2 separate regions of the Homo sapiens genome follow, and region 1 is linked to region 2. A link is an interaction called in ENCODE POLR2A ChIA-PET data of the cell type or tissue named here. Cell type or tissue: A673. All regions are shown on one strand. Each heading gives the region's core, and the rest is flanking DNA. Links, peaks and the distances in the headings are about the cores only. Region 1 overlaps NEGR1 (neuronal growth regulator 1). Region 2 overlaps NEGR1 (neuronal growth regulator 1).

Region 1 (2,818 bases), core at 317-2,816, 310 kb before region 2:
CTGTGTTCCTCTTGACTCCATTTTTCTGTGTCCTTGACTAAATAAATTGGGAAATTATAAGTGAGTGTTTGTACATGCAGTTTCTTATTTTGCAAATCCATAAACAACTTGAAATGCTTTTGCCCTTGGTATTTCACATTGACATTTCAAATTAGTTTTGATAGACTCTTAAGGGCCTTGACCTACACTAGGTGCCATAGTATAGGGGTTAAACCCATGGACTCTGCATGAAGATTTATAAGACTTCCTGGGTTTAAATCCCAGCTCTGCCACTAACTGTATGAACTTGTGCAAATTACTTAAAAGCATTCTATGCTTTGGTTTCCTTAGGTAAAAGTTGAGAATAATAATATTTACCTTACAGGTTTGTTATAAGAGTAAAATGGGTAAATATTATCAACTTAGAACACTACCTGTCCAATAGCAGGTGCTTGCTAAATAGACAGCTTTTTATTTATTTTTATTTTTTCATTTTTTATTTTGTTGAGAGAGAGTATCGCTCTGTCTCCAGGCTGGAGTGCAGTGGAGCAATCTCGGCTCACTGTAATCTCCGCCTCCTGGGTTCAAGCGATTCTCCTGCGTCAGCCTCCTGAGTAGCTGGGACTACAGGTGCCTGCCACCATGCCCGGCTAATTTTTGTTAGTAGAGATGGGGTTTCACCATGTTGGCCAGGGTGGTCTCTATCTCTTGACCTTGTGATCCACCCGTCTTTGCCTTCCAAAGTTCTGGGATTACAGGCGTGAGCCACTGTGCCTGGCTAGCTTTTGATTTTGATGAAGTAAATAATTGAATGGCCTGGGCGTTTATGGTGAATCTGCATAGTGAGCGCAACCATTCAGCAACCAGAATCCTTCTTTTTCCTACTCCCTGCATATGCTCAACTTTGCTTTACTTAAGTTTTGAAACGAAATTATTCATTACCATGATATTTGAGAATTTGAGTATTGCCTCAAATATAACCCTAAAGATGATAAATGTATGCTTCACTCTGAACTGAAAATATGTTTGCCTTTCACAAGTGCATTTGATTTTCACAGCTGCATTTTTCTATGCGTGTGAGTGTGTTGGGGAGGACATTGATTGGGGAAAATCAATCTACCTTTTCCTTTTTAGCAAATGGTTCTGAACTCCTTTGAAAATCTAATAAAAGCTGTAGTCCATCTCTACAGTAGGAAAAAAAAAATCACTGAAGCTATGATTGTGGGCACCAATTGGCCCTTTTCTATATTTACTATAGGCCAAGAAAGTGGACCGAGGATTACTGTAGCTTTTTTTTTTTTTTTGACAATGGTTGCTGAATTTAGAAAAGATAAAAAGAGAGAGCAGAAAAAAAAAATCCAGGACATTGCTTCACAAAATATTGGAAACAAAATGGCCTTTAACAAAGGAGCTCTGATTGTTAGCTTTTAAGAAATTAATGACACAAATTAAAAAGTGACTTTGAAAGGTATGTAAAATAGTCTGTCAGTGTTACTTATACAGTGTTTTGTAGAGAACCAGGGATTTGGGGAACTCCTGCAATGATGTCCTAATTTAGAGAAGGGTTGTGAACAGGTAGAATTGAGGCTCCATTTACCCAGCATCTTCTCGAGAAGTGCTGTGTTCATAAATATTACTTCTTGGGCTTCCAAATAAGATTGTACATGAACAAAGAGTTCCATAACTTATAAAGGATTCAGAACCACTTTTCTGGATATTTGTCCATATAGATAATTACAAACTGAAACTTCTCAACCTAGGTTATCAAAATCTGAGAAAGGCTATATTGGCAGATGTACAATATTGTAGGGTGAAATGAGAGTGACCACAGACCAGTTTATCTAATTCTCAATATATAAAAATATGGAGTCTTCTACTAAGCTATAAAAAGGCAAATTCAGAATTAGTAAAAACATATAAATTAGTAAAAAGAATTTAAAAATTTAACAACCCAAATTATAGAAGTTGCATATAAAATAGCTAAAAAAAATTTTAGGTAAAACCAGTCAGAAGAAATGAGACTGTATGGCCGGGCGCGGTGGCTCACGCCTGTAATCCCAGCACTTTGGGAGGCCGAGGCGGGTGGATCACAAGGTCAGGAGATCAAGACCATCCTAGCTAACATGGTGAAACCCTGTCTCTACTAAAAATACAAAAAATAAGCCGGGCGTGGTGGCGGGCACCTGTAGTCCCAGCTACTTGGGAGGCTGAGGCAGGAGAATGGCGTGAACCCGGGAGGCGGAGCTTGCAGTGAGCCGACATCACGCCACTGCACTCCAGCCTGGGCGACAAACCAAGACTCCGTCTCAAAAAAAAAAAAAAAAAAAAAAAAAAAAAAAAAAAAAAAAAAGAAATGAGACTGTTATGGGGATATTATCCCTTATTATTAAGGTTGATGTTAAAAAGGGATATTGTCTTCCACAAATCTTTTGATTCCAGTTCCAGAAAAAAATACCTGCTTGCATCACATACGTTCTTATCCTTTGTGGTAATATCTAAGTCTTTATATAATTTCACCAGTTTTCTGTTCAGCTATTTAGCTGCAATTGGTTATGAGCCATGACATAAGTAAATGATATTATTTGGAGGTGTCCCCACCCAAAATCTCATCCTGAATTTAATTTGAATTGTAATCCCCATATGTTGGGGGAAAGACCCATGGGAGGTGATTAGATCATGGGGGCAGTTCCCCCACCCTGTTCTCGTGATAGTGAGTGAGTTCTCACAAGATCTGATGGTTTTATAAGGGGGTTTTCCCCGATTTGCTTGGGACTTCTCTCTCCTGCCGCCTAGTGAAGAAGGAAGTGTTTGCTTCCCCTTCCACTGTGATTGTAAGTTT
Region 2 (2,818 bases), core at 60-2,559:
AACAGATTGTATAACCAGCAAAGTTAGAAGGTCAAGTTTATCGATTAAAACCCACAGCAATGAAATATCTGTTAAGCCGGGGTAACTGATTCCCATGTGGCTTAATCCACATAGAATTTTTCCAGATGGAGTGATTTTGATAAAAATTTGCAGTACTGTGAGATTTCAACAAAACAAAAATATAAATAGATGCATTATTATTTTAAAATTACAGTGCTCACATTCACAAGTTGAATGAATACCTCCACCTCTACATTCTTCCTTCCATTTCTACAGGATCCACAGTAGTTCTCAGCTCTCACTCAAAGGTGGACTAACACAATAATTTTCCAGCTGGATTCTCTTTCTCAAGTGTTTACATCATAATTGTGTTTTACTCAAACAAAATATCTATTATGCTGCTTCCGTCTTCCTCCATAATCAAACCCAAGCTGATCCAAAAAGATGCAGAAGGGATCACCAATATACCAAGGCTCGTTATCCTGAACAATATTTGAAGAGGACAGCCTCATAGTAATGCTAGACAATGTTCAATGTAATGATTACCTAAATTCATCACACTGTTATACAACAACATCTTTTGTGGATAAGTTGATAATAGATGTTACCAAATTCTCTATTAGCTAATCTTTTTTGTCTTTCTAATACAAACTATCTTAACCTTTTTTTTTTTTTTTTAGCATCAGGAACTTTGAGAACAGGATAAAAACTACAGTTACTCTTTCCAGGGGAGAAGTATCAAAAAGTACCAAATTTTGCATATACTCTCGTTGATTTTTTGGTTAGTGAATCCTTTAATTTAAAATCAAGTCTCCTTGTTTTGGCCAATGTAACAGCTATTGTTAGGGTAAAATTGTTCCTCAATAAACAAACAACAAGCAAACATAATACCACATTAGCCAAGAAAGCCTAGGTTCGAGTTTGAGGAAAGTTGTCTTTAAAAATCTCAAACATATTTTGTCAATCTTATCAATATTTCACCATTTCTTCATATATCTAAGACTGTGTTTCAATAGTTATTGCCAGCTGCAGAGATGGTGGAACTGAATGGATAACTTTGAACTTTCCATGCAATGACACTCATAACTGCTGCTTCCCCTGGCAGCTTCTTAATCTGGGGAAGCTCCAGCTGTGGCTCTCCAGGGTTCTCTGCTTAAGCTCTCTGCAGCTGCTCCTCTCAGTATTGAATGGCTCCAGTCAGCAGTTGAGCTCAGCAATTATAGCCTCCTACAACTGCTCCCCAGAGTCCTCCATTTTCCCCATTGCTTCTACATGCTCAAACCACCTCCAAGCCATCTCCAGCTCCGAGGAGCTGTACATTTGAGTATCTCTTTGTCAGTACTACTTCTAAAGGCCATCTTATGGTAATGCTCTGATTGAGCTATTCCTCTCATCTTGTCCTGTTCCTACTCCTTCCCCACAGTTCTTATTCCATTTTATGGAACAAGACAATGCGAGTTTATACATCTAATTGCTTATTCAGCACTTGCTGAGACTTGAAGTAGCTCCTCATTGAGCTCTGAATGACTTACTATATACCCTAAGAGTAACTTTCAAGCAGTATACTATGGCTATCACTTCATGCCTTGTAATTAAACCTCAAGCCTATCCACTACTTCACCCCAAAAGCTGGGTATGATCCTACAGAAAAAGAAGACCTGCCTTATGTGCCCTATATATACATCTGTCCTAGCCCCTACCTAACTTTAGTGCACTCATTTGCCCCCAAGTCAGTATCCCCCAGCTGATAGGTAATTTCCTTGAAAAGAAGGACTAATTTTTATTTGCAGATCTTTCTTTTCCAACACTTACAACAATGCTTAGCACGAAGCAAATGCTCAAAGGATGTGGCTAAGTTGCTTTAGAGTTAGTGTCCAAAATCAGTTAACTGGTTTACTGAAGAGGCACAAATTGCTCTTCACTAGTTTCTCCACCCGGCACAGGTGCAGGTGTAAAAATCAAAGCTCAGAATACTTCTAGACAGCTCACAGCTCCCAGGGTAAATATATAATCACAGCTCTACAGCCTCTCTGTAAGTTATTTTTCTTAAAGTTTCAGTCTGTGTGGTAATGAAAGACTCCTATTTTCACTCATGCCATTGTGTATTTGTAGCTCTAATATTCATTAAGGATGCAACTGAAATGTTAATGATAATCGCACCCAAAAGCTAATAAAGAGAAGCCCAAGGCTCACATAAATGCCAGCATTTAATAATTATGCATACTTTTAGCTTTTCCCCAATTTATCTTACTTTCTAATAATTAGTTTAATAAATCTGAGATCCCAATATATGTGTAATTAATTTTAAATTTTGTTTTTAAATTTGCTTTTGATATTCAGGAATGAGACATATTTTTCCTAGAATGTAAGGCAGTAATTATCATTATATAAAATGGTTAACTATATAAAGGATAGAGCTTAAACACTTGCCTTTTGCGAATATTTACAACTCAAAACCACTGGAAATTTTAAGAAAAAATCTTTACCAGTTGGGATACAGCCAGGAAAGTAGAAACCAATCTAAGTACATTTGACCTTTGAACAATGCAGGTTTAAACTTCAAGAGTCCATGTACACTTGGATTTTCTTTCACCTCTGCCACCAGACACAGCAGGACCAACCCCTCTTCTTTCTCCTCTGCTTTAGCCTATTCAATGTGAAGATGAGCATAAAGAACTTTATGATGTTCCACTTTTATTTAATGAATACTAAATATATTTTCTCTTTTCTGTGATTTTCTTAATAACATTTTCTTCCCTTTAGCTTACTGTATTGTAGGAATACAGTATAGAATACATATATATTCTTATAGATACAG

Evidence for each region. ChIA-PET counts read pairs that join two places held together with the same protein. Peaks named below come from ENCODE experiments on the same cell type or tissue, not always from the same donor. Only the 100,000 strongest peaks of a DNase experiment are listed, where the experiment ranks them.
Region 1: POLR2A ChIA-PET joins it to region 2 with 5 read pairs; 2 of 35 experiments call an interaction of 5 or more read pairs at or near these places.

What each region holds. Positions count from the first base shown.
Region 1 is chr1:71,607,228-71,610,045 of GRCh38, forward strand. All of the region lies in intron 5 of NEGR1 (neuronal growth regulator 1), which reads right to left. Among named protein-coding and RNA genes, the nearest start is that of NEGR1-IT1, 230 kb to the right of the region's middle. In A673, for the core only: no CTCF peak of the experiment used is centred there; no DNase peak of the experiment used is centred there.
Region 2 is chr1:71,918,835-71,921,652 of GRCh38, forward strand. All of the region lies in intron 2 of NEGR1 (neuronal growth regulator 1), which reads right to left. Among named protein-coding and RNA genes, the nearest start is that of NEGR1-IT1, 83 kb to the left of the region's middle. In A673, for the core only: no CTCF peak of the experiment used is centred there; a DNase peak (open chromatin) is centred at 1,177; H3K27ac peaks cover 683 bases.